Linked DNA regions of Mus musculus: regions 2 and 3 are each linked to region 1. A link is a loop called in an ENCODE intact Hi-C map of the cell type or tissue named here. Cell type or tissue: heart. All regions are shown on one strand. Each heading gives the region's core, and the rest is flanking DNA. Links, peaks and the distances in the headings are about the cores only. Region 1 has its middle 7.5 kb from the start of Cbr4. Region 2 holds the start of Mfap3l (microfibrillar-associated protein 3-like). Region 3 holds the start of Sh3rf1 (SH3 domain containing ring finger 1).

Region 1 (10,738 bases), core at 1,389-9,388:
TCTCATCTTGCCCCATTTGAACAATTTTTTTAAACCTTACTACTCTTTTGCTTGTATATTGCGGTTTCTAATTTGGGGTTTCTAAATTTCCTTGTATGTTTCTCTATGTTTCTTGTGGGGTTTTTTTGTTTGTTTGTTTTTTGTCTGTTTGTTTTTCTTTTTTTTATAGAACATGATTTTAATATTTTCAACTCTTAATATTCAACAAACAGAATAATTATTTTAAGATATATTTCATTGTTATGTCTCCATTTTATGATTTTATTAATTTGGATATTGTCTCCCTGCCCTCTGGTTAGTCTGGCTAAGGCTTTATCTTGTTGATTTTCTCATAAAGAGCCAGTTCCTGGTTTTGTTGATTCTTTGGATAGTTTTTTTTTGTTTGTTTGTTTGTTTCTATTTGGTTGATTTCAGCCCTGAGTTTGATTGTTTCCTGTCATCTACTCCTCTTGAGTATATTTGCTTCTCTTTGTTCTAGAACTTTCAGGTATGCTGTCAAGCTGCTAGTGTATGCTCTCTCCAGTTTCTTTTTGGAGGTACGTAGAGCTATGAGTTTTCCCTTTAGTATGGCTTCCACTGTGTCCCATAAGTTTTGGTATAATGTGTCTTCATTTTCATTAAATTCTGAAAAACCTTTAATTTTTTCTTTATTTCTTCCTTAACCAAGTTATCATTGAGTAGAGTGTTGTTCAGCTTCCATGTGTATGTGTGCTTTTAGTTGTTTTTCTTGGTATTTAAAATGAGCCTTAGCCCTTAGTGATCAGATAGAGTGCATGGGATGATTTCAATCTTCTTGTATCTGTTGGGGACTGTTTTGTGACCAATTATATGGTCAATTTTGGAGAAGCTACCATGAGGTGCTGAGAAGAAGGTATATTCTTTGGCTTTAAGATGAAATGTTCTATAAATATCTGTTAAATCTATTTGGTTCATAACTTCTGTTAGTTTCACTGTGTCTCTGTTTACTTTCTGTTTCCATGTCCATTGCTGAGAGTGGGGTGTTGAAGTCTCCCACTATTATTGTATGGGATGTGCTATTTTGAGCTTTAGTAAAATTTCTTTTATGAATGTGGGTACCCTTGCAATTGGAGCATACATGTTCAGAATTGATAGTGGAGCATACATGTTCAGAATTGATAGTTCATCTTGGTGGAATTTTCCCTTGACCAGTATCAAGTGTCCTTCCTTGTCTTTTTTTGGTAACTTTTGGTTGAAACTTGATTTCATTGTATATTACAATGGCTACTCCAGCTTGTTTCTTGGGACCATTTGCTTGGAAAATTGTTTTCCAACCTTTTACTCTGAGGTAGTGTCTGTCTTTGTTGATGAGGTCTGTTTCCTGTATGAAGCAAAAATTCTAGGTCCTGTTTATATATCCAGTCAGTTAGTCTTTGTCTTTTTGGGAGAATTGAGCCCAATGATATTAAGAGATACTAAGGAAAAGTGACTGACTTCCTGATATTTTTGTTGTTAGAGGTGGAATTATGTTTGTTTGGCTATCTTCTTTTGGGTTTGTTGAACGATTACTTTCTTATTATTACTTAAATCCTATAAGAAAATTGTTGGTTACATCCATAACGTTTATGCACCTGTGGGCGTGTTCTTTCCAGGACACTTCTTAGTGCAGCATTCCAGGTTCATATCAAGACTACTGATGCTTTTACCCTCAAGCAGCCTACTTAGCTCCTTTTCCTACTATGAAAGCTAATGAACAGGAAAGAAGGTGTCTGATGAGTACCAGCTTGATGTCTCCCAGTCCGATGGCAAAGTGTGTGGTGTCTTCAGCAGTAGGGTCTTCACCAAGAGTAATGGCAACCCCCTGCATTGTCTTGAGGGTCTCTAGTCTCCCCTTGATTGACAACTTTAGGGGTGATATCTCACACTTGACACTGTTTTTGTTTGTTTGTTTGTTTTTGTCTTGTTTTTTTTTTTTTTTACTTGTTAGTCTATGGGTTGTGGAAGGAGTATTATTCCCCTATCTAGGGTATAGAGCTAATTATTTTAAAAGGCAAAAGTGGTCAAGCCTTGGCCATGAAAGTCTATAATCCCTAAAGTCCCTGGAGAGCTGAGGAATGAGGTTCGAACGTTCAAAGCCTACCCTGATTACAGAATGAGTTCAAGAATAGCTTAGGCAATTTATTAACACATGGAGATTGTATGAAATTAAAAGAGAAAAGATGGGTAGAGGGCAGGCAAGATGGCTCAGAGAGTGTTTGCTGTATAAGCCTGATAACCTGGGTTCCACCCTGGAACCAACACAAAGGTGGAAGGAGAGAACCACTTCCACAAGGTTGTCCTCGGACCTCCACAAGTACACCATGACACAGGCACCCCTAGACACACGCTTCACGCACACAACAAATAAACATATTTCACATTGAGGTACAGATCAGTGGAAGCACTAGCCATCACATTCAAGGGCCTAGATTCAATCTCCAGTACTATAAAAGAAAAAGTGAAAAACAAGCAAACCACTAGTCAACCTCAACTGCCCCTTCTTCCCAAAGGTCAGGACAGTAAAGCAAGGCCAGAAGAAAAGCTGATTCAAATAAAGTCATGATGTAAAAATCTTTTTAGGGCTAAAGATGTAGTTCAAAGAGGGATAAACACTGAATAAAAGATCTAATTATAGTCAGCACTAAAGTGATACACATGTTACTCTGAGTTTCCTAGTAGCCACAAAACAATGGAAATATACCTGCTTACAGGGAGCAATTTCTTTGTGTGTGTGTGTATATGTCTAGTCCTAGAGAATTAATTCAGGGACTCTCACATGCTGGCATGAACCAAGCCATAGCTGCAGCTCATGTAGTCATTTCTGTGAGGAGCAGGCATGGCTGTTGTGTAAGAAATTGGTCCGAGTGATACTCTCTCCCCAAGGATCTGTCCAAAAGGCACCTGATGCTGACAGTGCTCCTTATGAGGGGGATGGAGACTGTAAGGAATCTTTATAGCACATCATAGTCTATTAAAAGCAAATACCGTAGGAAACTCAACATATGCCAACATTCAGACACAAGACTAGGTCATTGTGTGAACAAAGCGATGAGGAAGGGGGGCTGACTACAGGGAAAATGGCCTGGGCTGGGTTCTAGCAAGCTTTAAAGCCATGTGCAAGCATTATGCTGGGCAGGTTGCACCTGCTTTTGTTCCTAGAAATCAGAATATAAAAGCTATATTTCAGAATTATTATTGCAAGCCAGAAATGTTGATGCATATCTGTGATTCCAGTACTACGGAGGCTGGGGCGGCAGGAGGATAATGAATTGGAAATCCACCTGGGCTATAAAGGGAGATCCTGGTGCAAAAGCAAAATTAGTAAGTGATATTCATTGGTTGGGCCCAATTTAAAGATAACTTGTTGGCCAAACCACCAAGTGGTCATACTCTTGGCATCTGTCATCTTACACAAAGCAGAGAAGTGCCATCTTTCCCAACAGTTCTGTCCACTTTATACCAAAATTTGGGGTGATCCTTTTCCATGCAGAGTGGTTTTAACAAACGCATATGTTTTCAGAGCACCTGTCATAAAGACCATCAATGTGATGTGGGGGTGACATCCGGCTCACAAAACCTCCCACCTTCCTCCCAGGGCACACACACAGTAGATGGAGAAGCTGAGGTTTCCCATCAGCACATGCAGCAGTTTAAGCCCTCAAGGCTATTATTTATTTTTTCCTCTTAATACAATATCACTCCTATCCTGGGTAAGAATTCCCCCATCACAGCCTGTCAGGCTTCAGCTGAAAGGATTACTGAGTGGGGAGGTTTTCCCTTAATCCCCAGGTAACAAAATCGGAGTCTGTAAATTAAACTGGGTCTCCCCTACTCAGCAGGACAATGAGGAGCGGCGTCATGGGAGCACACACTCCATCTCAGGGCATGTGTTAGTTTTCTGGTATGATTTTCATCATGGTCTATACTTTTGTTTCCTTTGAACCTTCATATGGTATCTTTCTTCTTGGCCCTAATAATTGAAAGAGAATATTTCTCGTATAGAAGGTTTGTTCTATAATTTTTAGAACATTTTTGTAACATTTTTCTGATTATAAAATGAACACAATTTCATTGCCAAAAATCTAATGTTCAGATGATGTAAGAATTCATTGAAAGCATACATTTTGAATATGTAAGTCATAGGTTATGTGAATATGCTCCAGTAGAATTCTTAAGAAAATGTTTTTAATTAAAAGCTGGTAGGTATTTGACCTTGGTATATGACGTTTGAAGCTACAACTAACTGTAAGTGGGTTGTGCTTTTGTAGTTTTTTGTTTTTGTTTTTATTTTTGTTTTTTTTTTTTAACTACAAATGAAATTTATAAAGCCTGAGATCCCAAATGGAAACTGTGTCTGAAATGGTGGTGGTGAGTTAGGGTCTCATGTAGCCCAGGCTGGCCTCAAATTTGCTATGTAACTAAGGAGGCTCAGGAATTCCTAACCTCCCTCTCTCAGCATCTTAAATGCAGGACTTACGCGTGTATGTCCCTTTCCTGGCTCTGTGTCCCACTGTTTTGAAAGAGGTTTTCACTATGTAGCCCGGGCTGACCCCAAAGTTAAGATGCAGCCCAGGTTAGCCATAAACTCAAAATATTTTAGTCAGCCTCCTGAGTGCTGAGAATACAGACAAGTGCTATCAGATCGGGCTAGAAATTCTATTTGTAAGAATTTTGAAGAGAGAGAGAGAGAGAGAGAGAGAGAGAGAGAGAGAGAGAGAGAGAGAGATCCTTTCAGTAATCCACTCACTAATCCTTTCAGCTGAAACAGAAGGAAGCAAAGCAAGCCAACCGCTGGGCATGGTATAGCATCCGTTAATCCCAGCACTAGAGATGGAAAGGCAAGTAGGTCTCTGAGTTTGAGGACAGCCTGGGCTACAGCGTGAGTTCCAGGACAGTCAACGCTACACAAAGAAATCCCGTCTACACTGCCTTGGGAAAACAGTAAAAATAAATAAATAAATAAAACAGTTCACAATTCTGAGTTCATGTTGATTGATAAACCCTCCCAGTTACCAAGGGCATACAGGCATTCAACTGGACAGATCCGAAAATGAATTTCCCCTTGGCTGCCAGGTGCACAGCCTCCCAGAAGTCTTTGGGAGAGGGTGAGTAATCTGTTTGGCCCACACTGTGTGGACAGCCTAGCATCCCAATGCAGCCCCTGTTCCTGTTTCCAAAAAGAAATTTGGAAAGCCGCCTCTGGGAGGCTGCACAGGGATCACGGTGTTTGTGAGGACAAAGCAAGTTGGATTTTCCTGCCGCTGTTCTTCATCCTGCCAGATCACGGGAGTTGTACGGTACGGCAAGTGCTCTTTCGCCATTTACACCATGTCCTCCGTTTTGGTGGTGGGGGTGGGGTGGGGGGTGAGCCTTGAGAACTTTGTATCCATGTCCAAGGGGCTGGTGTGGAGGTTATTGGTTACCCAAGGCAACCTTGGAGCTTATTCCTGCCTGCCGACTCTTACCCCACATGGAATCACTAAAGTCCTGCTGACTCTCCTGCCACCTAGCACTCCAGCTAGATCCAGCTTTACCTCTGCCCAGGCCTACCTCTCTGCTAGCCTCAACTAGCCGGCCTTGTCAGCAGGCCCTCCACACCTCCACCAGGGGGCTCTGTCTAAACTGCAAAACCAATCTTCCTATCCCGAGTAAAAACCCTGAAGTAGCTCCTGCAGTATGGGACAAAGTCCTCCGATGAGGGCCCAGCATCCCTCCCTCCAGCCTGCCGACTCCCCCCCCCCCCCCACACACACACACAATCACACACACAGTCACACACACAATCACACAGTCTCTCCAGTCCCACCCGCAGCTTCACAAAGTACTTGGCGTTCTTTGTAGTAACAAGTTATTTCACATATCCATGCATTGGCAAACACTGTCAGCTCAATTTCTAATGATGCCTCTTACCCTAGTAACACTCAATTTATCATCGGAGACATGGCTCAACTGAAATGTTCCCTCACAGGCCTCTTTTGAGCATCTCTGTCTCGCAGCCAGTGGCTGTGTTTCGGGAGGCTGTAGGACCTTGGGGATGAGAGGAAGCAAGGCTTTAAGACTAAGACTTGAAGGCCACACCCACCTCTGGTTCTGGACCCAGCTTTCTTGGCGTCATGATCCCCACGCTGAGAAGACCCAGTATCTCGTATTCCCACCGCGGACCAGGATCTTCTATTTCATCTACCCGAGGAGAAGCTCTGTCAGCCTTTGTAGCCAAGAAACCTTACACACCTCTCCTCCCTCCAGCTTTCTCTGTCGGAGATTTTTATCACAGAGATATGGAAAGTAATTAATACATATGCATATAGTTTTCCTAGTCCATGAAAGAATGTAGTAACGTACTTTAAAAAAAAATTCTTTCCCCTGACTTTAGATTTGTCTGAGAATCTGTTTTGTAGAAAGACCTTGGATTCTAGTAAGTTTTAGGGAGACATTGAATACCCTTCCAGAAAAAGGGGACTGGTAAATTGAATGCAAAGCCCCTTGAACATTTGAGGTGAGTGTTTTGGGGAACGGAGTCTCCTCTTTCACTGGGTTCTCAGAAGGAACATTTACCTATGATGAAAAGGAGCTTCCTGTGGTGAGTTGTGAAACCTTTGGAGGTAGAACCTGCACCGATGTTTGTTTTCCTAAGTGGCGCGTACTTCCTTGGGTTTGTGAACGTTATTAATGGATGACTAAGTGAGTAAATGAAATATCTCATTCCCAAAGAATGTATTGCTATAGGCAAGAGCCCCTGACGATACTGTTATGATGAAAACGACCCTGCCTGTTATTTTCATTGGGAAAATAATTTGGCAAGGAAGACAGACCTAAACAATCACGCAATTACTATTTAATTATGAAGGTGGGAGAGCCTAGACGGAAGTGCAGGTTGTTAGGGCATAACTTGGAGCTTAGATCAGAAAATTGTTTTAGAGGACATAATGTTCGTAAAATAAATTACTAATAAGAACACATTACAAAGAGTGGCATCTCCAATTTCTACCCCACATTAATTTCTCATTGCTCTGACAACATACTTTGTAGCAACAACTTGAGGTTGAAACTATTTGTTTTGGCTTGAGGTTTTAGTGGGTTTCAGTGCTTCGTGGGGGTCGAGGAGCATGGCAACCAGACCACATGACAATCTGTTTGCATCTAATAGACAGGAGCATGGCATCTAATAGACAGGGAGCATGGCAACCAGATTACATGACAATCTGTTTGCATCTAATAGACAGGTAGCAGAGAAGTTAGGACCAAGGGCTAGGCTACTACATTTAAGGCTAGCCTCTTGTCATACATGTCAGCCAGTCAAGGCCTACTGCCTCTCAAATGGCTCCACCTGCTGGGTAAAAAGCATTAAAAAGCGAACCTGCGAGGGACATTATATTCAAACCATAATATTAGGTTAACCAAAAAACAAGGTCATCTGTAGGCAAAAAATTAAATGTAAATTAAAAACTTCACTTGGAGGCTGGAATAATGATGGCTCACTGATTAAGAGCTCTTGTTGCTCTTGTAGAGGACCTGAGTTCAGTTCCTAGGATCTACTTCAGTTCCAGTGAGATCTCACACCATCTTCTGGCCTCTGTGGACACCTACATACGTGTTAAACAAACATATATATTCAGGCACTACATGTAAAATGAAATGCAAAAAAGTAAAATAAAAACAAAACAGCTTCACTCTTAGGTATGCTTGTGAGTATGAGTGTGTTGTGTGTGTATGTTGTATACATGTGTATCTCTGTGTATGTGTGTTTATCTGTGTGTCTATGCATGTCTCTGTGTGTCTATGTGTGCGTGTGTGTGTGTGTGTGTGTGTGTGTGTGTGTGTGTGTGTGTGGTCTGTGGGTGTCTGTGTGTTTTGAGACAGGGTCTCTCAAACTGAAATTAGCCAATTCAACTAGGCTGGCTGGCTAGCTAGGCCCAAGGACACACAAGACTATGCTTCCCCAGTGCTGAGACTGCAAGCACAGACCATGCTACAGAGCTTTTGTGATGACTGGGGATCAAAAACAAATCCTAGGGCTTACACAGCAAGCACTTTACTAACTGAGCAATCTTCTCAGCCCCAAACAGTCACTTGAATGAGATTGTTAATTAACATGGGGAATGTGTGTGTGTGCGTGTGTGTGTGTTTCCTGGGTGAAGTTTCTCAGGAAAGTCCATGCAAAAGTATAATGCCTGAAATGGGGTGGAACTTTTTGTCACAGATAAGTTATTTCTCTGCAGGTAAAAATGAGCCAATCCAAGAGAGATTAGATTGTCTTAAAGGCAGGTTTATTGGGAAGCTGCTCTCTCAAGAGAGTTCGCTGGCCTTAAGGACCAAGGCCAGGGAAAGAAAGAGCCCAAAATGCCTGGATTATATAGGGAAGAGCCTCTGCGGGAAGGGCTGCCCAGCCCCTGTTGGGCTGGGGTTGGGGTTGGGGTTAAGGTCTGGGGACAGGGTATGCCAGGTAGGAACTGGGGGCTGCTGGGAGAACCGAGAGGCCAGGTCTGCTTTCGGATGTAAGATATGCACCTCACTCCCGTGTGGGTCTGAAACCATACAGTCATTTGCACAGAATTTTTCCAATGGTTTGAACCTGTGTGCTTCAGATTATCTAAGTGTGGCACTCTGCCAGGTCATGCATAAGAAAACTCAGTGTTCCTGACGTCGTTCTGTAGCTGGCCAGCCCTCTGACCCCAGCCTCCTGCCCACTGACCTCCATTTCCAGCTTCCCTGTCTCCTCCCCATATCTGCCCTTTCTGTTGCTGTTTTATGTAGTTCTCAACTCACTCGTTGTGCATCCCAGACCAAGGTGAGTCTCCCGGACTCTGCAGGGGTTCTGGCAGGCTATATCCAAGGCTAGTGTAGCTCTAGGATGAGGCACCGACGTATTGGCCAATGGACGACAGCCTTAGCCGTGCCCTGGCTCTGTGGATTCTTAAGAGCTCACCCGAGAAAGCCAGAGTGAATGCCACAAGGTTTAACCTGTGAGGTCAACTGTGGTGTAGTAGCCTCTACATTTCTGGGTGGCACCTGTGTGTGACCGTGGGGATTTCACTGTGACTGTTTTATGTTCCTTGTATGTCATTCAGAGATCCAGCCCTCAGCTTGGTTTTGGGCTGCACAGTCATGCAGACTAGAAAACTTGAATCCTGTTCTAGTTTGTTTCTCTGTTGCCGCAGCGATAAAACATCGAACAAAACCTACTTGAGGGGTTGCTTCCGTGAGATTGGCGTGCAGGCATGTCTGTGGGGGTATTTTCTTGATTGTTGATTGATGGGGGAAGGCCCAGCCTATTGTGGGCTGTACCACCCCAGGCAGGTGCACCTGGACTGTGTAAGAGAGGTAGCCAACCATGAGGCCGGGCATTAGCTAGCAAGCTAAGTCCCTCTTCGTGTTCCTTGAGTTCCTGCCTTGGCTTTCCCTCAGCGATGGACTGTGAAATACAGGACAAAATAAAGCCTTTCTTCCCTGAGTTGCTTTCGGTCATGGTGTTTATCATAGCAACAGAAAAGTGATTGATGATACAGACTCTATGCAAAAAAAAAAAAAAAAAAAAAAAAAAAAGCAAAATCAATCTCTAGATGTTGAGTCTAGGGCTGGACTTAAAAAAACAAACGAAGCAAAACCCCTTAAACCAGAACTGATATCTGAGATGAACAACAAACTCACCCGGAACCCAACATACAACATTGATATACCGAAGTTTTGACCTCCACTGTGACCTTATTTGGAGGTAATAAAAAGTCTTGGGGGGTGGCATGGAATATAGCTGCTTCCTCCAAGCTTCTTGGCATGACCATTGACATACTGGAGCAGAGTAACTCCGACAACATACATAAAGTCAGGGCACTGAGCTAAACAGCTAGACCTATAGTTGTAATAAGGGGACTGTTCCCATTTCCTCTCGGGGAAGGGGCCACACATCTATAGGACACCTCCCCTGGCTTTCCGATCTCCCCTCCCTGCTGTCTAAAAAACCATTTCATAACATTTCAAGTTAAAAAAAAAATAATGACTGGGGGTGGGTTGGGACTTTTTGTTGCTGCACCTGCCTATGAGTCACCTCTGTTCCTGGGAGTGACCAAATGAAGTCATTTGTTCACCAGGTTAGACTTTCTATGGTCTGTCGACTCCTTCCTTGTTTGGGGTAAATAAATCTTCCATTTATGTCTCACCAGACAAGTCACAAGATAAGCCCCTGATCCGACAGGACTGCGCTCCTGTCAGAGGGTTAAGGGACACGTGGGGTGCTCTCCCTGCTGCTGCCCCCCCTTTTCCCTCTCCCTCTCCCCCTGCCTCTCTCCCTCCATGCATGAAGAGGAAAGGCCACGTGAGGACACGGGAAAGGGGGAAGGCAGCTGTCTGAAAGCCAGGAAGAAAGCTCCCCCCACCCCCCAAGAAAATGACACTGATAGCACCTTGATCCAAACTTGTAGCCTCTCGGACTGTGACAACCCTGATCTCTGTCACTTAAGCCACCTAACCTGATTATTTTCTTGTGACATCTGGAGCACATAATGCAATGTGACTGCCCAGTTTTTCTTTGCCATAGGCAAACTGAAAGCATTGAAAAAAAAAAAAAAAGGACTGTTTAGGTCAGGCACAGTGGTGCATGCCTGCACTCTCCAAACCCCGTAGACCAGGGCAGGAAGGCAGCACCTTCAAGGTTGGATACTACAATTCTACCTGTAGTGGGTTGTCTTGATGATGCTTGTATTCCAATGCTAACATTGGTTCCTCCTCACATAGACCAAGGAATAAC
Region 2 (10,738 bases), core at 1,350-9,349, 850 kb after region 1:
AAAAAAGTAGAAGATGGTCCTACTTTAAAAAAGAGGCTGTGTCCCAGTCAGCCACTATAAGATCAGAACACCAGGTTGAACCATCCTGAACCAGGAGTTGTGTTTTGGATGTGAAACACCCCCTATACATTTATGTGTTTGAATATTTGGTTTGCAGCTAGTGATGCTATTCTGTGCATTTGTGGAACTTTTAAGAAGTCTAGTTGGAGGAAGTGGGTCCCTTGTAAGAAGAGAGCACAGGGGTGCTATAGTGAGGTCCTACTTCTGAGCCAATCTACTCTGTTTCCTATACTTTGCTGAGATTTAAGTGTGTAACCTCATGATCCCATTGCTGGGCCTTAAGGACTAGCCCTTCTCAAATCAGGAGCCAAAAGAAATACTTTTCAACTAAGGTTGTTTCTGTCAGCCATTTGGTTTCAAGCAACAAGAAGTGTAATTAACACTGGAGACATCTCTAAGTTATAATTAACATGGGACTCGTCTATTTGCTTTCAGTCTTATAACCTTCCATAAAGAATTGTGAATAAAGATTTTCTTAAACTATTGATTGCACAAATACATGTGAATGATGTGATTTCAGAGATCTCATTGGTCATTGACTACCTTGGGGTAATTCCCTTAACAAACTGACCTGTGAAATTTGGGGTCTAACCACTGTGACGGTCTTAGCTCGGGTAGTTGAACACTTGGTCTCTAGCTGGTGGTGCTGTTTGGCGAGGTTGAAGAACCATTAGGAGATAGAGCCTTGCTGGAAGATGCCCTGCACCGGGGGAAGGCCTTGAGAATTTGTAGCCCTGGCCCCATTTGCAGTTCACTGTTTCCTGTGCATGGCTAAAGATGTAACCAGTGAGCTTCATGCTCCAGCTGCCTGCTGCATATAAGTCATGGAGTCTCACTCTGGGACCACAATCCAAAATCAATTCTTTCCTCCATAAGTCATGATTGGTCATGGTAAATAAAATTAAAAAAAAAAACCTAGTAGAAATATTTCTGCTTTAGTTCCATTTCTGTTGCCGTGACAGATACCCAGACAAAAAGGAGAATAGAGGAGGAGAGGGCTTATTTCGCTTACAATCTCACAGTCAGCAAGCTTCCTCCTCTTTTTACTGTTCAGTACCTAGGGAGTGGTGCCACCCACAGAGGGCCATGTCTTCCTACATCAATTAACAAATTAGACAATTCCCCACAAACATGCCCAGAGACCAACATGATCTAGATATTCCTCACTAGGACTCTCTTCCCAGGTTACTCCGGGTTGTGTCAAGCTGGAAGATAAAACCAGCCAATGAACTGTTTGTTTCATATTGCTGTCTAAAACCCTAAGCTTATTTCCCATTGTTTACCTATAATGGGATAGAATCCACCCTCCTTTGTGTGTAGTTTAATTCATCACTGCGAAGGGAATACTTCGTGTCCCTTATGCTGCCTCTGTCTGCTATCTCATTACACCAACTCTCCCGTTGAATAAGGCTGCATAAGCCTTCTATGGCGTCCATAAGAGATTACCACAGTTTTAGGGACTTTATACAACCCTCATTATCTTATTGTTCTGTAGTTTGGAAATTCACCACATGTTCTAGTTCTCTTTCAGTTGTAAAGTGTTCTGACCAGATGCCATAGGGAGGAAAGGGTTTATTTGGCTTTGACTCCCAGGGCACAGTCTATCATCACAGGGCAGGAACCATGGGGGATCATACTTCTTGCCTGCTTGCCTGCTGGCTTATTCTCTGACTCATGCCCAGCTACCTTTTAATACAGCTCAGCCCTCTTGGCTGAGGAATAGTGCCTCCCACAGTGGACTTGGCCCTCCTATGTCAATTAGTAATCAAGAAATTGCCCATATTAACCAGACTTGAAGTCTGTATTTTCTATACAATTAGAATTGACATTTAGAACAAAGGCTGTTCCCATTCAACTTTACACTTTGAGAATAAAATATATTTTATGTACTTGTGGTTAATTAGGGTGTGTGGTGTTTTTATTTATTTGCAAGGTTTTCTTAATAACAAAATCCATAATTTTTTTTAAAGGTCAATGCCTTACAGACCTGCCCACAGGGCTAATCTAGTCTGGGCAATTCTTCAATCATCGTTCCCTCTTAGGACATGTAAGCTGTCAACAAAAATCAATGTATCTATGCACACATGTATCTTAGTGGGCTAAATTTAGGGCACTGGTGGAGGAAGAATCGTCATCCTTGCTTTGCAACTGCCCACCATGGTTTGGGAGACCTTTTCATCTTCAAAGTTGGTAGCAGCCCATGGAGTCTTCCTCAAGACACTACCATAGAATTCTTCCTTAGCCTCTGTGAGCCCTGGGATGACACAGGACACACATGGACGATTCGGAATTATCTTCTTATCTCAAAGTTCTTCTTCAGCACATCCACAAGTCTCGTCATGACCATGCATGGAGACATTTTTCTGCCTACCATAAATAAGTTCTTTCTGAATACAGGACCCACTTCTCTGCTTTAAAAGACTCTGAACCAATTTTCAGTATTCCCAGAGATTAAGTACAAAGCCACCCCTTCCACAAGGGCCTTTCCTCCTCCAAGCCCAAGGAGGCCATTTTTCTCTGCCTCTTTTCAGGCCCACACACATACATGGACTGCAACGCTTATTTTCTACTCTAATTGATTTGTCTTCGGGCACATCACTCCAACTAGATGGTATGAGTCATGATGTCTTACTCATCCTTGCAGCTTATGAAGCCTGGCCATAAAAGTTTGTGGGGAAGAAAATTTAATGTGAAATTTTAATGCATGAAGAGGCCTCAGGTGGAGGCAGAAGCAAGACCAATAAATTTACAGAGCCTCTGTTTGGAGCATGAGTATTAAATGGCTCTGTCTGCCTTTAATTAGTTATAATCACATAACCAACCAACCCCTATTCTTTTAACCCCATTCCACAGAGGTATCACGGCAAATTTAAAACCAACCATTTGCACCTTAATGCTGATTTTTACTATATGTGACTGGCCATGGAAACTGTCAGAATTGTAAGTGTTCCCCTGGGTTTTGCTAGAAAAGACAACTTGTATCCCAAATGCTAGAATGAATTCTAAGTTAGGCAAACACTACTATCTACATATTTCCTGAATTCATACAAACACACTTGCTTAATGACGCTATATGACTTGGGCTGAGACTGAACAATTTGGTTACTGCAAGTAGCTACTTGGCATTTAAGTGTCTGGAAGTTCTTGAAGAAAAATATTGAAAGCTCAAATTAAACAATAGCTGTGGTACTTAAATAGTCTTAAATTTTTCAATTGTTAGCCAAAAAGGGTGAGGAGTGGGGTTTGAATAAGGTCACATGAGTGTGAGGAGATTTATTTTTAAAAGAAATGGTCTGTTGTGTTCATCTAGTGTCACTAGCAAACCCAGGGGGCACAGAAGTACAAACCCAGCAACACTTGTAAGACCTAGGTGCTCAGCCCCCTGCTATCAATCAGAAAGACACAGCTAAGGAAAGATCCCACTTGTCTCTTTCTAAACAGCACAAGGCATAGCTAGGTGGAGCAATCAGGGCACATTGTAAACGTGGTGCATCACACAGAGCCAGGTAATGTAACCAGTCATGTGCTGGGCTCCTCAAACTTGTAAGTATTTTAATAGATGAATATGGGTAGCTGTAGGGGAAAACAGTAACATTACCTTAGAAGGTACAGATTGCATTTTTGTGCATTAGCTCACTGCCTGCAAACTACCTTGCTCTAATTTAGTCTCTCCTGAAAAACAATTCTTTTTCCATCTTGCAGATTTAATCCTGAACATTTTACTATGTTGAGTGTAGTAGCAACTTTAAAAAAAAAGTGTTTTGCCTGGGGGGGGGGGAGTGAGAAAACTTCAAAAACCACTGTTTCTGCAATGCTGATTCCAAGTTCCTAATATAAAGCTAGAGCAAATAAAGATTGCTACAGTAACCACACTTTGAACAAGTGTCTTTCAAAACAATGACGACGGAGCCATAATATTTTCTACAGGGTGAGCAGCTGATGTACCTGCAAACATCTTCTTTTCTTTTTTCCAGTTTGCTTTATAAACCTTGGAATTTGCGATCCCAGGCTAATTTAAAGAGGGAGACAAGCAATTCTCGGGCTTAAAAAGGATTGACTCGGCATTTACTTTTTTAGCCAAAGAAGGACGTTCCCCCATTCCAGGCCACCAGACAATTTGGTGTCAACTTGCTATGGTGGGAAATGCGACAAACTCCAAGAGCTCTCAAGACAAGGAAGCAGCTCTTAGCACCAGCTGCTTCCCACACTCCTGCAGCATCAGGACGCGGCGCTTCGGAGCTCCCCACGCCGCCTTCCGGGCAAAGGCCAGTACACCCTTCCCTGTCTGGGGAAACTGAGGCACCGTGACAAGAACGATCCACAGCTGGGCGAAGAGCCCTGTCTCTGCGTGGCATCCTCCTTCTCCCGGGAGATTGGGAAGGCTCTGTGCTAACGCGCTGTGGACAGCGCGCCCCTGGCCATCAGAAGGTTGTGGCACGAGCCTTGGACGCGACTGTCCCCAACCCGCCGGTCTCCGCCCTGCATGTACTTCCAGCATCCTGCGACCAGCCACGAGCTGGGAGAGCAGGGCACCTCCAGGCGCGTAGCCTCGCCAGCCCAGGCGTCCGAAAGTTCTGCAGCTCGGGCGGCCGCTGACCACAAACCCGGTGCGAGGCTCCCTCCTACTGTAGCCCGCCGCCCAGGCTCGCCCGCCCAGTGCCCTCACTGACCTGACACCGCTGCGCCACTCGGGTGGTCGCCGTGCACCTCTCGCCATGGCCACCCGGGGAGCTCTGCAGCACCGAGCGTGTACCAACCTCCTCCGCCGCCCGCGCCTCTTCTCGATGCGGGTTACGAGCCCCGCCGCCGGGAGCCGGAGCTTCCCACCTACGGGCTCCAGAGCCGGCGAGAGCCGAGCATGCCCAGTGCGGCTCCCGGCGGCGCCGAGGTCCGGTGCACTCTGCACAACCGGGTTTTCGCCGCAGCCGCGGCCCGGGGCGGGCCGCTGCGGGTGGTGGGCTCCGCCCACCCCGGGCTGGCCCTGCAGTCTGCAGGGAAGCATCGTGCTCAGAGAGCCCGGCCTCTGGGCGGGACCGGGCGGCCACTGGGCGGTGCTCCCGCGCTCCACCCTGCCTCTTCCTCCAGACTCAGTGGTGCTAGGGCAGCGTGACTGGTAATTGTGGGGAGGCAGGGCGCTGCCGGCGTTGTCACCTCAACTTTCCGGAGCGTCGCGTCTCAGTGGCGTTCAAGGACACGCAGGCAAAGGCGTCTTCGAATGTCATCTTGGATGCCACGGGCAACCAGCCTACCCACGCATTAACCAACCTAGTCTCTAAGGCTGTCTTGTCACAGCACCTCGCGAGCAGGAGCATATGGGGCCTCCTAGGCGGCCGGCCGCGCTGTCACAGCAAAAGCACAGTGGACGCCTCGAAGTGGCACGACAAGACACAGCAGGGTGTTTGCGGTGGATTCTGAGTGGTGTGGTTCCGCGAAAATTTATAAAACTGCCCCTTAAAATTATTTGCAGTTTCGACATTCTCTCTAAAGAGCAGTTAAGTTGTTCTGATGAGAAAAAATAAGTATTCTAAAAATATTTTTACCACCTACATAAGTTTTCTGTGAACAGTCCTGCAATATTAGTGGATCTCTCCCCTGCCATCCCACACGCATTTAAATATTATGTACCTATCATCTATCTTTCTGTCTGTCTATCTATCTATCTATCTATCTATCTATCTATCTATCTATCTATCTATCTATCTATCTATCTATCTATCTATCTATCATTCTATCTATCTATTTAAGGGAGATCTTGTCAGTTTCTGGGACAGTGACCAAGCTCTTCTTCCCTGGCTCTTCTATCCTGGCCCCCTCCGGCCACGCCCCACACCGTGTTTTTTTTTTTTTTTTTTTTAAGAAGGGTAGCCCCGCCCCCACACCTATGTTGGTCATAGGCTGCTGGAAAAACACGGAGAGTTGGATTAAGCAAATTAACGCTACTAAAGTGGCTCAGGCTGTCAGACCCCGCGTATTCCACTCTGAGTTAGGAACAGCTGTCAAGATGACAGGAAGCTGTTAACGGGATAGCAGTCGACCTCCTTCTCTGTGACTGACAAACCCAGAGGCAAAGTATTGTCTGTGACCTCAAGCCCTGAGTTCCGCCGCAGAAGTGGCTGCAGGCAACTGAGCATGCTCTGAACAGTGCCAGACTGCTGCACGTGGTTGCCTCTGGCATCTGGCTGCCCAAGGTTGAGGAACATCAAGACACCAGAGCTCAGAAGACAGGAGGAGGGAGCTGCCCTTACAGCAAGCAATAGCATGGGTACGTGGGACGAACGGACGAACGCTGGTGCAGAGGGATTTATGTGCCAATGGATGCACGGGCTCTCGTTTCTAAGCATATCAAAACCTAGTCCTTCTCCAAAAGCCTGAGAAATGGAAATCATACTTGAACATTAGTTTCCATAGCATCTTAGCTCAACGAACCTCCCTGCCTCTTTCAAAAACCTAATCCGTTCAAGTTTTCAGTAACCATTCTGTACAGTTGTAGCTGAGAACCACACGGAATCTGTCTCCCTTTGTTCCAGTCAGTCATGTGTATTCTTGTAAAGTATTTTGGTATTCGCTTTGGTTCTATTTCTTTTCCTACCCACTCCTTTTTATTTTTTCCTGTCGCAAACCTGCAGAATACTCCCGTTCTATCTTAGAAATACTCGCTGCAGCATGCTTGTGTGTTTAACCCTCAGTGACGGAAGACTGGAGTGGGAAAGGCTACAGGAAAAGAAAAAAAAGAGTGCAGGATCAAGATGAATAAATTCAGCGAGAAGGAGGGAGAGAGGGTATAAAGGGACAGCAGGGAAAGGGGTGGAAGAGGTGAAGGGAGAGAGAGAGACTGTGGCTCACTGGGTTAGAAGAATGACCAGTGAGGTTCGTTGAGATTCTAGGAAACAGCCCAAATGAGAGTGGCTCTTTATGTCAGCCCCAGTTTAGCTTCAGAGTGGTTCGGGTCACCCTGTCTAGTGAAACTTTGCCTCCTTGAAAATACGCTTATGTGCTTCCCCTTTGAATCTGGGGCCATTTTAATTAACCCCATGGGTTTCTAGGATCTGATATTACTTAGGTCTAGAATACTGCACTGGATCTTGCTTGGATCTCCACAGACATGAGGATCAAAGTAATGAAGCCTGGGAACGGGTGGGCAAGGTGTCTCTTCAACAGCTATCTTGGAACTGATGTTTGAAGCTAACTCCTCCCCAGTCTACCTGTGTGACATGCACTTATAATCCCTGTCACCTTTCCTCCACATCCTGCTTCTTCATGCTCTCTTCTTTGCCCCAGCCAATTATCCTCTCTTATTCTCTCACCACTCTCTTCTCTCCTACTGCCTTGTGATCTCTCATCTTTCTGAAGATGGCTGTACCCAGTTGCTAGAATCTTTGCAGATGGGTCTGTTTTGATTGGTCAGTATCTAGTGTTTGTCCATATATGTCAATATTTTATTTCACCTTTATCCTGAACTGCATTTTTTTTCTCTACATATCCCTAAGTTCAGACTTTACGTGTAAGCTAACAAAACAGCCCAAGTGGAATGCCTCAGGAAACCCAAATCCAGTATGTCCTAAGCAGAGTTCATAAGCCATGATTGCTCTTTTGCTGTGTTTTCTAGAGAGCTTCCTGGTACCTCCACTCAGCCAGAGATCACAAATCTGGAAATGTCTAGGTCTAGTCACCTTGCTTTCTTCTGCCATCCTGCTCGTCACAGGCACCCTCCACCTGCCTGTAGGTGTGTCTTCATAGATCCTGTCCTTTGTGTCCCTACTTACTCTGCTCTCTTCAGCCCTCCTCATCACTAGACATCTTTAACCACAGACCTGTCTGTACTCTTCAACACACCCTCCTCTGTGCCTCCTTGGGTTTTTCCTTCTAAGCAAATTATATTACAGTACGTGTGTGCCTCACCTCTGAGGTGAGTTTCCAGCCTGATTCCCTAGCATGCAGTACCCTAACGAATCCAAATAGCCTGTTGTGCAAACTGACAGCCGCCCCATGCTTGTCACTTCTTTTGTTTCTCTGTCACCTTAATTCATTGGCAAAATCTTAAGCATTCAAGAGTGAGTTCAGACTGGCCTTCCTGTAGTGATTTCTACTTGGATATTTCATCTGTGCCTTGTCTCTTGTCCCCATTTTGACATCTGATCTTGATTTTTCTTTCCTTTGTCTTCTCTGCACTGTGGGGAAGTTGATAACCAGGGCTGCATCTCAACCATCTATGTTTCCAATATCAACAGAGGTTTACCTGATGGATGAATGATAGGTGTATATATTGTTATAATATGGGAAGTTTGCTCCTTAAAAAATAATTCTTCTCTAAGTGTTTACACAGATTGCAAATAAATTGACATGCTGTCAGAACGAAGTCACACGCAGTGCAGCCAGAGGAACCTAAGTGAGATCTCAGGTTTGACTTCCTTATACCCCAGAGATTTTCTTCAGCTTCAGAAGTCTGGAATGCTTAGTGAGCCATCTGGTGCCCTTCTTTCACTGGCACGAATAAGCACAGCATTACTAATTAATCCACAAATTTCATTGTTTTTCGTTACTCTGCTTTCTTCTGGCAGTGTAGTTACAACCTCTAATTATCTGAAGGTCCTTATTCTACCCCCTAGAACAGAGCTGCTGCTCCTTCTCCTTCTCCTTCTCCTTCTCCTTCTCCTTCTCCTTCTCCTTCTCCTTCTCCTTCTCCTTCTCCTTCTCCTTCTCCTTCTCCTTCTCCTCCTCCTCCTCCTCCTCCTCCTCCTCCTCCTTCTTCTTCTTCTTCTTCTTCTTCTTCTTCTTCAAATATGATTGTAATACTTCTCTTAACTTTCAGTGTCTACTGATATACACCTAGAAATACACCCTGGGAACTGTAAGAGGTTACATTATTAGTAGTATAATATATACATTTCTACATCTGTATATTTTAGTGAGAATTTTGGTTTCTTTTAAAAGACAGGAATATTGTAAGAATGTGTTTTCATTTTAACCCCAGATGTGGGATGTGGGGCTGCTTCAGACTGTCCACAGCAACTGACTATGACTTGCCTTGTGCTCTAGCAGGGGCGTGATTTTGCCAGCTTCAGATACTTTCTGATTGTGTGATATTTGGAATACTGGGGACTTTTCAGAGGGTATATAAATGCTAGAGCCCTGAGGGTTTGTTGTTTGTTTGTACGCTCTTGGTCTCAGTTTGTTAAGTAGTTGTGTGCAAAGAAGGTACAATAAGAAATTAGTTACCCTGACGGCAACTCCCCTAATCAGCAGGAAGTAGTCTAACAATAACAGCCCCTTCCCCCTCTATCTTTTTTTCTCTCCTATCTAGTGTTAGGGTGTTGAATGAGTAGAAGAAAAGAAAGAACTCATGAAGTAGACAAAAGTCTGCCCACAATGTAGAATTCTACTTCAGGCTTCTCTTTGTTCCTGGAAGTTTGAAACAGCATACTTGGGACAGTGGGATGTGTGTGGAAGGAGCGAAATGAAACAAGGACCTCTCTCTGAAGTAGCTGAGGATACAAAGCCACTTGAAAAGTCTGAGTGTGTACTAGGAAAATATTCTCTTTCTCTTACGAGTTGAGCCTGTGCTCTGGGGTGGGTGAGCCTTTGGAGATGTTTGAGCATGTGTGTGGTCTAACCAGTTATCCAGCTGGAATAATCTAGATATCAAATGGCATGCTTGAAATTAATAGGAGGCAGAGGGCCCAGCTGAAACCACACCCTTCCGGACCTCCTTCCACACTACAACAAAGCCTTTCTTCCCTGGAAAAGTTCACCAGCCTATGATACTAATAGCCATTACAACTGATCACTCCTTAATTATTTCTCCTAAGGCTTCTAAGGCTTCATTTAATTAGGATCAAATTATTGGCGGGGTGGGGGGCGGGGGGGGGGAGGGGAAGAATGCACTCAGGGTTCTGCCTCCTATGTTTGCATGGGATGTTTAGAAGCCACTAGGGAGATGACTGCACCCTCTATGAGACCCCTTGGCAACCATTTTGACTTTGTAGGCGTGCTGACTTGATTCTGGAAAAGTTTTGTGTTGTATATAGTTGGGATCTTTGTTACCCAAGTAATCAAACCAAAAGGTCCAGAACAGACTATGATATTCTCCAGGAGTACGGCCCACTAGCTGACTTCTTTTGTCCTCAGACTTGACGGGGAGGCTACACTATTCACTTCAGAATACTGCACAGAACAAAGGGTCTCTCATGCCCAGAAGTCTGACCTCTTTGTGGAGACCTCTGTAGGAGCAACTATGACTTTGTGCCAGCCATAGACGACATCCAAAAGTGAATGTGGCGGCTTGCACTGATCTTCTCTTTCTGGGGGATTTTCAAACCTTACTCACTGATGTAGTTGTTTATTAAAATTAAGAGGAAAGGGAAGAGAATTCTATATTTTATCCTTTGAATAGACATGACACCAAATTCTTGGAGTGGACACAGAGCTCTCACAGGAGAGAAAGATGAGAAACCCAGAGTGGGCATACAGTCCTCTGGGAATCCCAGAGACTTGCAGAGATAATGATGGGGAGACATGCAAAGAGCTAGTGAGATCTATTCTCATAGGAGGCACTAAGAATACAGGGTGACTAAGTGGATGTCTAGCTCCTTTTCTGGAGACCAACTAGGTAAAGTATGGACAGATTCCAAAAGCCAGATGGCTAAAACCTAGTCCTACCTTAGGGCCTCTATACAAGGAG
Region 3 (10,738 bases), core at 1,475-9,474, 260 kb after region 1:
ATCAGCCATAGGTACACCTTTTATGCACTGAAACAGTATCTAGTCTCCCCCTCCCTGGGGTTCATTTTCCTGCTTGACACTGGACAAAAAGCACGAGGAATTTTTTTTTGCTTGAACTAAAGAACAAGCAGGGCTCATGGTGACTCCAGTCCAACAGGGAGGGACCCCTCTCCCTGTCATCCTAAGCAGGAAACTCTAAAGTTCTGGGAATAAGATGTGTGGCCCACATTGGAAATGTTTGAATCTGCTGATAGCATTGAGCCCACCTTGGCTACAAACACGAGGAGACCACATGGGCACACGCTGACCCAGAGCAACACTGGTGAGCTGAAGCAATGTTCCACATGGTCTCACTCTCAGCTTTCCACAACACGTGTCAACAGGCTGGTGGAAGCGCTTGGCTGTGTCAGAGAATCTAAGCAAAGAGGAAGAGCGCTGAGGAGTTACTGTAGCCACTCACCTCGGGAAGCCTCCAAAGGGGCTCATTACAGCCTCCATACCACTGGTGTGTGATACAAATATCTAACTTTTGTCAAGCAGCGAGTTCTGGGAACGTATTTACCTTTCAGGTGCTCCCTCTATATACGCGAAGCCTCGGCTGCCGTGAATACTTGTACGAACAAATGCTACTGTAACTCGGAAAAAAATTAATTTTTAATATGATGACGTCATTTACTCGGATTCAGACTTCTGCTTGTCTGTCTTTCTCCGCTCTCCACAAAGTCCTCAACTCTTCTATACAAACTAATAAGGCTCAAGTTCAACTGACCCTCTCTGAAAAGCATCTGTCATATGTCAAAGAAAAACAGGAAGCAAACTATGAATCATAGAAACCGGAAAAAGCATATCGGCAGGATCAAAATCTCCAAATAGCCAAGAAAAATAAAAACCCATTTTGGAATCTTAGCCAGCCGCTGAGGCAGCAGGGCCTTTCGCTTCTATTTCCTTGTCAATACCTACATTAGAAAGAACATTTAAAATCAAATGGGCTTGATTGAACCTCTCCTTAAATTCCTTTATCAGCAATCAGACATTCGTAGCATTCCTCCCAACAGGTAAGACAACAACTGGGACACTTTAATTCATAGCCAGAAGCCACTCTCACCAGGCCTAATTAACAAGAAACAAATCCCTCCAAAGATGCAAATCTACCTTCCCTCTCCGTTAAGGCAAGCAGACCTGGCTCCAAGTCTCAGAAATGATCAGCCGAATCACTGGTTATGAGATTAAAATATTCATGAGCCCATATGTACTAATTGAGGTACCAGTAAACTTGGTACTACATAATAAGAGTTTCATACATCGGGATCCAAATAAGAAAGCCTTCCCAAAGGCAGGGTGATCGTGCCTGCAATCCCATACTTGGTAAACTGAGGTGGGAGCACGAATCTGAGGCCAGCCTGGTATACAGTGAATCCCAGGCTAGCCCAGACTACAGAAAGAAAAGGAAGGAAGGAAGCCATCTGAGGCCAATTTTTAATATCTACATATTAATCATATGTCATATATATGAATCTTAGGAAACTAGGACCCTAATGGTAAAGCTGTTCTCTAGTAATCCAAACAGTACCTGTGAGTAAGATACTACAGCTAGTGATCTAAGTACTTCTTATCATTCTATAAATGGTAAAAATTATTTTTTGCAATGATGAGCTGATAGTCCACACATGTATGAGTCCCCACACTACCATCCTAGTGGATAGCTATTTATTAAAGGAAAGTAATCAGTTTTAGGTTCTGACTAAAAATATTTAAAAAAGAAAAATCTCAGCCAGCTTTAAAATGTTCTTTAAAGCTGGAGAGATATCTCAGTGGTTAAGACCATTGGCTGCTCTTGCTGAGGACTGGGGTTCAGTTCCCAGAACCCACATGGTGACTCACAATTCTAGCTCCGGTTCTGGGAACTCTGATGCCTTCTGCTGACATTTATGGGCATCGGGCACATAGGTGGTGCACATACACATGTGCAGGCAAAACCCTTAGACAAATAACAATGTTCTAAATCTAAAAATAATAGCAATTTTAATAGCCTATAAAAATCTATTCACTTGACAAATACATGGCCAATTATCAAAACTGCCTAGTGGATAGCTATGTATTAAATGGAAGCACTGCCTTCTTCCAACCAAAACAGAATGACTCTTGTTGTCTGGATGTCAAAGACCGTGTCTCATTTCATGAAAAACAACAAAAGCAGGTCCTATCAGGAAACGATCACAGGAAACACAATTCTTATTCATTAAGAATCATTTACTAAATTAAGCCTAGTAAAGGTAGAAATATTTAACTTCACCTACAATTATTTCCGCCCAAACCAAAGGGGGGAAAAAATCATTTTGACGGAGTATTTCATTTCACTCCCTACAAAGCCCAGTACAGCCAGATGTAAGAGTCCTATGTGACATTCTGTTGCTACAGCAACGAAGCTGCTACCTGTGGCCATGATTTGTTAAAAAATCCTCCAACCATATTCTGTACTGTGCATTCATAAAACCACCAGAATGGCTCTAAGCAGCATAAAAATTAAGGCTTGCATTCTTACCTATGATTTACTCATATACGTATTTACTATATATATTTGTATGTGTATACACACACACACACACACACACACACGATTCTCTCAGCGCCATCAAAAGGGTGAGACCATACCAATTTTCCTTTTAATGAACATTTGATACCTGGTTCCTAAAATATATCCTACCAGACAATGAAGACTATAAGAGAAGATCTTTAAAACAGGATTTACTATGTCGGATCCAGTCTTATTTCAAGAGAAAATAAGGTCCTAAGGTTGAATCTATCTGCCCGGGTAGGTGTGGCTTCTTAGAGCTGATTTGGAAAATAAGCTAATAAAGAAGAGCTGCAGTCGGTCATCACCGCCTGCATTCACCCAACTGCCTCTCTTCCAAGCTACTCACCCTCACTGGGGGGCTCCAGGCTTGCACCCGAGGCTGCTGTCCACACTGGGAGCTCTGCAGATCTTTCGAGCCACAATTAACCACAGTGCTGCCCTGCGCCCTTAATGTGTTTGTGCAGGTGGTCCCGCCGCCCCCACCAGGGCCGGGTTTCCAAGGCCTCTGCTTGATGCCATCCAGAAGTCTGACCAGTAGGATGTTACTGGGGAGCTCGTCGACCCCAGAGCCAACAAGAGTCCGGCATTCGGGACATCTGAGTTCATTCCGGGAACCCACAATCCCCAGCAAACAGCGTTTGCAAAAGGTATGCTGGCAGGGTAAGACCTTTGCGGAAGCATCCAGGCGTTCTAGACACACAGGGCACTCCAGAAGGTCCAACAAGGCAGACTCATCCATCTTGAGTGACTTTAGTGAGAAAACGGCTTCAGAACGTTCATAGTTGTGCGCAGCCCTTAAAGTGATTCATGTAACATCCATTTCAGACTTTGCTCTGGAGTTATGGGGAGAGAGGGGAGGAAAGAGAAAAATGACTGTTGTTATCTGAGGGAAAAGTTCACAGTGGAGCCAAGAACCAAAAAGTACACAAAAGTGCTTCCTCTGCATAGTCCAGCTTGGCTTTGGAATGTGGTTTCTGAGCTCCAAAGTCAACAATTAAAAACACAACAGGCTTCTTAAACGATTCCCTACTAATCCCTGAAGGTATCTAGAACCTCACTGGGCAGCAAGAACTAGCAAGCAATAAACAGGATTTATGAAAAAGCAATAAAAGACCGATATCGGCTGCCTAATGAAGTTCTCAACTTATTGGAGAACCTAAGCAAAACCGACTGGAAGTTTCCTCTATCTAAAACAATACTTTTAAGTCCAACGACCTTCCCAATTTTTAAGCCACCGTTATCATTTAAGAAGCCTTGCCCTGGGTGAATGATCCCAATATTAAATACATATGTGTCTTCCCTGTCTGAGAACAGACAGCTTAATCTTATCTAAGGCCCCCCACCCCCCACCCCCCAGAGCTGATGGTCGGCAATTCTAAAAGATATAGCCAAAACCTGCTTGAAAATAGCTACAAGAAAAATCACCCTTTCCGGCATGGCTGACAAACTCTGAAACAGATTTCTGAACCGCTTGTCTTAATCCCATTCAGAAAAATCTAGTAAAATGTTCACCAAAATTCGACGATGGAATGAATGCTAGGCTTAAAACTCTGGGTACATCTGAAAAACGGCCCCCTCAGGAGAAAGAGTATTTGAAGCCAGTTGGTGCATCGCTGTCCCCACCACCACCACCACCCCAACCAATGTAGATGCCTAGGTGGGGAGGGGGTGAAAGGATTTGGAGGCTACATTAACAGCTGTTCCTGACTAGTCGGTTCTGGGGAGAGCCAGGGTACGCCCCTCTTCCCACGGTGGGGCACAGGTAGCCCCCAACCCCTTGGCGTGGTGCTCGCCACAAACACACCCCAGAGCCAGGTGTCGCCAGCCGGGGACAGAGATGGTCCTAGGAGCTGAGGCTGCGGCCGGGTAGCTCCAGAAACAGGGAATCTCACCCAGCTGCCTCCTCTCAGCCTCCCTTTAGGTCAAATCCAGGACAAAAAAAAAATTGCCCAACACCGATCGGTGGAAGTTTTCAAGGACTTAAAGAAAAATAAAGATGCAGCCTTAAGTTGGCCAAAGTCAGCGCCACTGAGTGCGGCGGGAAGCAGACTAGCGACCCCGCGGGGATGAGCTCAGCGACAGTCCCCGGAGACTGCCACCCCAGAGGCAGAAGGGACCCGGCTGTGTCCGGGGAGAGAGCGGCCCCAAGGCCCGGCAGAGGCTTCGGAAGAGACGAGAGAGGCCGCGGGGCTCGTTCCCGGCAGGTCCCGGAGACCCAAAGGGGAAGCGCGGGGACCGACCCGCGCGCACCACTGGGATGCGGGCGACCACCGGCCACCACCCCGCGCCCGGCGTCTCCGACTCGCCGCGCACCCTACCTCGCGCCTCCGCTGCTCGCCTTTGTTCGCGGCCCCGCAGCGCTGGTAGATGCAGCCCCGCCGAGCCCGCTGCCCGTGTGGCTCGGCCGCCGCGGTGGCACCGGGAGCCTCCTCACGGCCGCCCCCCTCGCGCGCGCTCGCACAGCACGCCGCCGCCGCCGCCTCCCACCCGCCCAGCAAGGAGGGCGGGGGAACGCGACGCCGCCAAGGAGGAGGAGGAGGCGGAGGCAGCGCGCAGCGGGCGCCCGGGGACCGGAGGGACGCACCACAGCGCCGCCCGCCGCTCGGGGACCCGCGCTGGAGCCCCCAGCGGGCGGCAGCTTCGGGGACGCACTTAGCGGGAGGAAGGCTCGGGGACCCGCGCCTTCACGCCCCGAGGACGTGCACCCCGAGCAAATTTGGGCTACCCAGGAGGAGGGCGGTGGGAGTGGCGCCGAGGGACCAGGAAGAGGCTGGGGCAAGGGCGCCCTGCCGGCCTCCGGCTCCGCCTGGCCGGTGCCTGGAGACCGACTCTTCCCGGTGGCCTGGGAAGGGAGTGGCTCTGGCGGGAACCGATCGCGCTTTGCTGGGCGTGCACACTGCCTGGGTGGATATAGAGAGAGCAAAGTGAGACCCCTTAGTTCTGGAGTCCGGGTTAGTGACCACCCTATGGATCCCGGGGCCCGCCTCTTCCACCCAGCAATCAGCCCCCACTGCAGCAGCCAAGGGAGACAAATCCAAGCAAGTTTGGAGAAATGCGGATCCTAAAATTCAGAATGAGAAAGGGAAAAGAAAAAAAAAAAAACTAGAAAAACAGGTGGGAGATTAAAGCCAGTCTTGGGGAGGTTCTTCCTACCTGCCTAAAATGGGGTGAATTCAAAGTCTGACCCAGGTGGGCCGGCGCCTTGAAGCTGGCTAGGGGATACCTCTTTTATCTGCGCCTTGGAGGCAGCCATCATCATCATCTCTGTAATCTGTTTCTGTTGCCCCGGGCACACACCTGTATTCTCTGAAATGTGGGCTTGCAAAAAGGGGTGTCCAAGGGTGTGTGTGTGTGTGTGTGTGTAGGCTTGTTTGTCAAACTTATTTCAGAGACGCGTTAAATGTTGTCAAAGAGTGTGATTCATTTATACTTACTGTCAGTTTACCAAAAGTAACTTCACAAGAGAGATCGTGTATGAAATTCTTGCCAGGCCACCAACCAAGCTGATAAGGAATTGAAAAGGAATCTCGGGTTATCAGTTCATCTCCAACCAGAGCCACAGCTAAGTCATAATAATAAATAGATAAGTGAGTATCATTCAAGTTAAGAAAATAAAATTATAGCAAGTAGCAATCATCAGTCATTTTAAGCCAGGCACCGTACTAAACTCTTAAACGTATTAATTCCATCCTCACAGCAGCTCTCTATGTCATCCTTCCCAGCTTTGTTCTAAAGAGATTAATATGCTGAGACTTAGACTGTATGAATACCAAAAATAATTGCCCACTTCCTTTCCCGTTAGAGGGAGAACAAGTATGTGTTTATATTGAGCTGAAAAAGGCAAGGGGAAAAAAATGGATGAAGAGAATGAGGAGAAAAATAGTTAACTACAAACAGCATTCTGAAAGTGTTGGCCCAGTTAACGCTGCAGCAGAAACTGGAGATGAAGGCTGGGCAGACTGGAAAGTCAGAGTCAGGGAACAGACTGATTTGGGGGGTATTAAGACTGAAGGTCCACTTGGGTAACTTCCCTACATCACAGAGTAGGACTCTACTCCAGCTCTCTGCATTCCAAGACCTGTTTCTTTCCTCAAAAAAAGTTGGGGGGAGGGGGGGCGGAGAAAAGGTAGGACCTTAATCACATAATCTCTTGTGTTGCTTCATCTTGCATCGCAAGATGAAATGCCAGACAGAGACAATGGGGGAGGGGCTATTTTAGTTCTAAGTTTCGGAGGGTTCCATCCATAATTACTTGCACAAGACATCGATGTGGAAAAGAGATGTTTAGACAAACAAGAAGCTGAAGGAGAACCCAAGAAGGGGCCAGGCCAAGCGATAGCCCCCAAGGACAAACTCCCACTGACTACTTCTGGGTCCCCCTCCTTCTTTGCACCTCCTCCTAATAATGCCATCATATGAATCCTTGAAGAGATCAATAAATTGATCAGATCAAAACCCCTGGAAATCAAGCATCTTCCCAAAGTGCATGATCTGAAAACCAAGACCTCGCCACATGAGCCCATGGAGACAGCTTACATTCAAGTCATAATGCCTTAAAAGAGAAAGAAAGTTTATTTCTTCTACCCGTTTGGCTTTTTGTTTGTTTGTTTGTTTGTTGTTTATACAAAGTCTCATTATGTAGCCGTGGCTGGCTTAGAACTCATAAGGACCTGTTGGCCAGGTGTGGTAGTATATGCCCTTAGTCTCAGTACTTGAGAGACTGAGGCTGTTGGGTCTGCAACAGAGAGAGAGGAGAGAGACCTTCCTTCAAGGCTGTGTTCCTTGGCCTCTCTGGTGGGGTTTAACTGTGACGTTTGGAACAGAATTGACAGTGGTAAAGAAGATATACAAGTTCTTTGTAATCTGCATGGAGCTATCGTTATCGTTAACAGCTGTACTCCCGACCCTTTCTTCCCAGGTATCAAAATGTTAGTGACTGAACGTCCTGTGGAGAGAATTCAGAAGGGAAGGGCTGTGAGGAAGAAAAGCCTGCTCGTCTTGTTTCTGGGAATGGAGCATGAAGGAAAGAATGTCTGTTATGCTTACGACCTGTGAGGCTTTGAGCAGACACATGAAAAATATAAACACTCTCCGACTTAATAATGACAGCCTCTTATCCTCCAAAGACTTCAAAGTCTTTTCCTATATATTATCTCACTTATCTTCTCAGCATCCCTCCAAAGCAGCAAGACGTATAATTATCCCCAAGTTTCAGACGGGAAAGGGGAAGGGGAGAACTCGAGCATCTATTGCTTGTAGTGCTAACAGGAACCAGCCTGGTAAAATCCCAGATGCAAATACTCAGATAAACCTTAATATGGTACCTCCGTGTTCTTACACGCACGTTCGCGTGTCTAGCCATTTTTCTGCAAAACTTGTCTTTCCTCTCATTGTCAGGACGCTGGTAAAGGAGAGCAGTATTTAGCCAGTTGTTCAGACTAGAAACCTAGAAGCCATCCTTGATTTCTTCCCTTCTCTTCCTCCCTCTTTCCTACCACCTTTTACACAAACATATTTTAATGTCTATCTACAGCCTTTTGCCTTCTTGGCTTGGCAAAATGTGGGAGCTCCCTCCAAAACTCATGTTCAGGTTTGGTCCTCCATAGAACAGCACTGAAAGACCTTAAACAAATGTTTGGGTCATGATTGAATTAATGACACTCCAATGGGACCGAGATGATTGTTGAGGTAATGAATGACTGACTTTGTCAGTCCTGCAGGCTCAGTTACCATGAGAGTGGTTGTCGCATACCTGGTGCCTTGTCCCTTTGTGTGTGCTTCCACCTTGCACCCATGCTCAGATGTAGCACTAGCCTTACCAGAAACCATGAAGGTATCAGATCTCTGTGCCTTATTTTTAATCTCCAGAAACATGCACCCAAACAAACCACCCTTTTACAAATCATACAGGAGAGTTCAGAGGATAAAGTGCTCACTGTAATCAGGAAGACTTGAGTTCAATTCCCAGAACCCATGTTAATCTTAGTTGAGTTTTTGGTTTTGTTTTTTTGTTTGTTTGTTTTCTGGGACAGAGTTTCTCTGTGTAACAGCCCTGACTGTCCTGGAATTCACTCTGTAGAAGAGACTGCTCTGGAACTCAGAGAAATTTGCCTGTCTCTGCCTCCTGAGTGAGATTAAAGGCATGTGCCACCACTGCCCCAGAAACCATGGATGGATAGATAGATAGATAGATAGATAGATAGATAGATAGATAGATAGATAGATAGATAGATAGATGCCATTCATAATGTTGTATGCTACTAACCCTAGCACTAGGAAGAAGAAGAAGAAGAAGAAGAAGAAGAAGAAGAAGAAGAAGAAGAAGAAGAAGAAGAAGAAGAAGAAGAAGAAGAAGAAGAAGAAGAAGAAGAAGATAGGTAGATTCCTAGAGCTAGGTGACCAGCCAACCTGCTTGGTCAGCTAGAGGCCAGAGAGACTTCATGCCAAAAGAGGTGGACAGTGCTTGAGGGACAACACGGGAGGTTGTCTTCTGGCTGCCACACACCTACACTTGTACACATGTACCTGCACACTCACACAGTAACCCACGCATGTGCAAGAAAAACAAGCACAAGCAAATCATCCGGTCTCCAGTGTTCTCATAGAGACTAGACCCCACTGCACCTTCATTTAAGCCACTGTCACCTCTGTCTCTGGCCCTTCTAGCCAGCCTCTTTCCATTCTTGTGGCCATAGCTTGCCCTGGATGTAGTGATAACTCAGAGCAAGCTCCAAAAGATGGAGAACATGATGTCACTCCCTTGCACAGACTCATTTATTTCTTCCCATCACAAGTAGAATGAAAACTGAATGTTTTCCAGTCACTTGGACCCCAGCATTCCGTTTCTCTTCTTTATAGGATTGTCTGCTAAGTTTTCTATTCTCTGTTTATTGCCCGCCTTTGTCTGAATAGGACAGCTTTCCCAAGCAGAGACCAGGTTGTACCTTTGGCAGCCAACACATAATGGCTATCAGTAATCTCAAGTAAGGAGTTAACCCAGTATGGTTATATTTATTGCTATCCTGAGGCTATACATGCATATGTATGTGTGAATACATAAGTTTATATGAATATATGTGTCATTTTTCACTGCAGTATAGACAGGAAATCAGACAGGCAGTATCCCAAGTTTCATTAGGCATCTTTGTTATAATCTTTCCATCAATAAACAAATGCTCTTATATTCAAGTGAAACTGAAGGAACAGCTAAATAAACACCAAGCCTTTAACACAGACCATAAATTTAACGTCTTCATCCTAGGTCTTAGTTAACAGTATAGTCGTCTCAGCTCCTCAAACAAGCAAGACAGTGGTGTTAGCTTCGCTTTTTCTTTCTCTGGTCCCTCTTCCTCATCCTTTCATCAGGAGAGGCCTCCTAACCTTGCCCGCCTCCCAATCCACTCCTGCTCGTCCTCTTAGATAATAACTGCTCATCAATACCATCTCCTTAAGATATTTGATTCTTTAAACGATTTATTTATTTTCGTTTCATGTATACCCAAGAGTTCACCTGCATGCATGCATGCATACCATGTTGTATGAAGTGCTCATAGAGACCAGAAGAGGGCATCAGCTCCTCCAGAAATAGACCTGCACACTGTTTTAAGGCACCGTGTGGGTGCTGGGAAAGAGAGCCCAGGTCCTCTAACAGGAATAGCAAGTGCTCTTAACTGCTAAGCCATCTCTCCAGCTGCCAGAGTATTTGATTCATAGAAGTTAAATCTTGTACCACCCACCAAGTAGGTGACTTTGACTAAGTTCTAACTCTTCTGTACGTATGTTTCCTCTGCAAGATGGGCACCATACGATACCACCTCAAAGAATTATAAGAACTGTAGATGATTCTTCTTAATGTTTAGAATTATGTCCTACATATGTGTTTAGAAAGTGTGGTAGTTTGAATACAAATGGTTCCTGTAGGCTCATAGATGTGAGTGCTTCGTTACCAGGAAGTGGCATTGTTAGGAGGTGTGGCCCTTGTTGGAGTAGGTGTGGCTTTGTTGGAGGAAGTATGACATTGGGCATGGGCTTGAAGGTTTCAAGTGCTCAAACCAGACCCAGAGTTCCTCTCTTCCTGCTTCCTGTGTACCTAGATGTAGAGCTCTCAGTTCCTTCTCCAGCACCATGTCTGCCTGCCCGCTGCCATGCTTCCCACCATGACAA

Evidence for each region. Hi-C counts contacts between places; a loop is a spot of excess contacts. Peaks named below come from ENCODE experiments on the same cell type or tissue, not always from the same donor. Only the 100,000 strongest peaks of a DNase experiment are listed, where the experiment ranks them.
Region 2: it touches region 1 in a loop (2.2-fold over the local background); 4 of 42 quality-filtered maps call a loop at or near these places.
Region 3: it touches region 1 in a loop (5-fold over the local background); 23 of 42 quality-filtered maps call a loop at or near these places.

Annotation. Positions count from the first base shown.
Region 1 is chr8:61,474,888-61,485,625 of GRCm38, reverse strand. No RefSeq gene overlaps it. Among named protein-coding and RNA genes, the nearest start is that of Cbr4, 7.5 kb to the left of the region's middle. In heart, for the core only: CTCF peaks have their summits at 5,586 (motif pointing right) and 7,333 (motif pointing left); a DNase peak (open chromatin) is centred at 5,555.
Region 2 is chr8:60,627,051-60,637,788 of GRCm38, reverse strand. Mfap3l (microfibrillar-associated protein 3-like) reads right to left here and starts at 4,964. Exons shown (of 3, transcript NM_027756.5): 1 at 4,731-4,964. Gm34730 (a long non-coding RNA gene) reads left to right here and starts at 5,934. Exons shown (of 3, transcript XR_379010.3): 1 at 5,934-6,322. In heart, for the core only: a CTCF peak has its summit at 5,075; DNase peaks (open chromatin) are centred at 5,038 and 6,188; H3K4me3 peaks cover 2,561 bases; H3K27ac peaks cover 1,224 bases; H3K27me3 peaks cover 1,487 bases.
Region 3 is chr8:61,218,502-61,229,239 of GRCm38, reverse strand. It overlaps Sh3rf1 (SH3 domain containing ring finger 1), which reads right to left and starts at 5,069. Exons shown (of 12, transcript NM_021506.2): 1 at 4,894-5,069; 2 at 2,922-3,408. The coding sequence starts at 3,314. In heart, for the core only: CTCF peaks have their summits at 4,606 and 5,183; DNase peaks (open chromatin) are centred at 4,329, 4,739, 5,229, 5,359 and 1 weaker place; H3K4me3 peaks cover 3,404 bases; H3K27ac peaks cover 1,949 bases.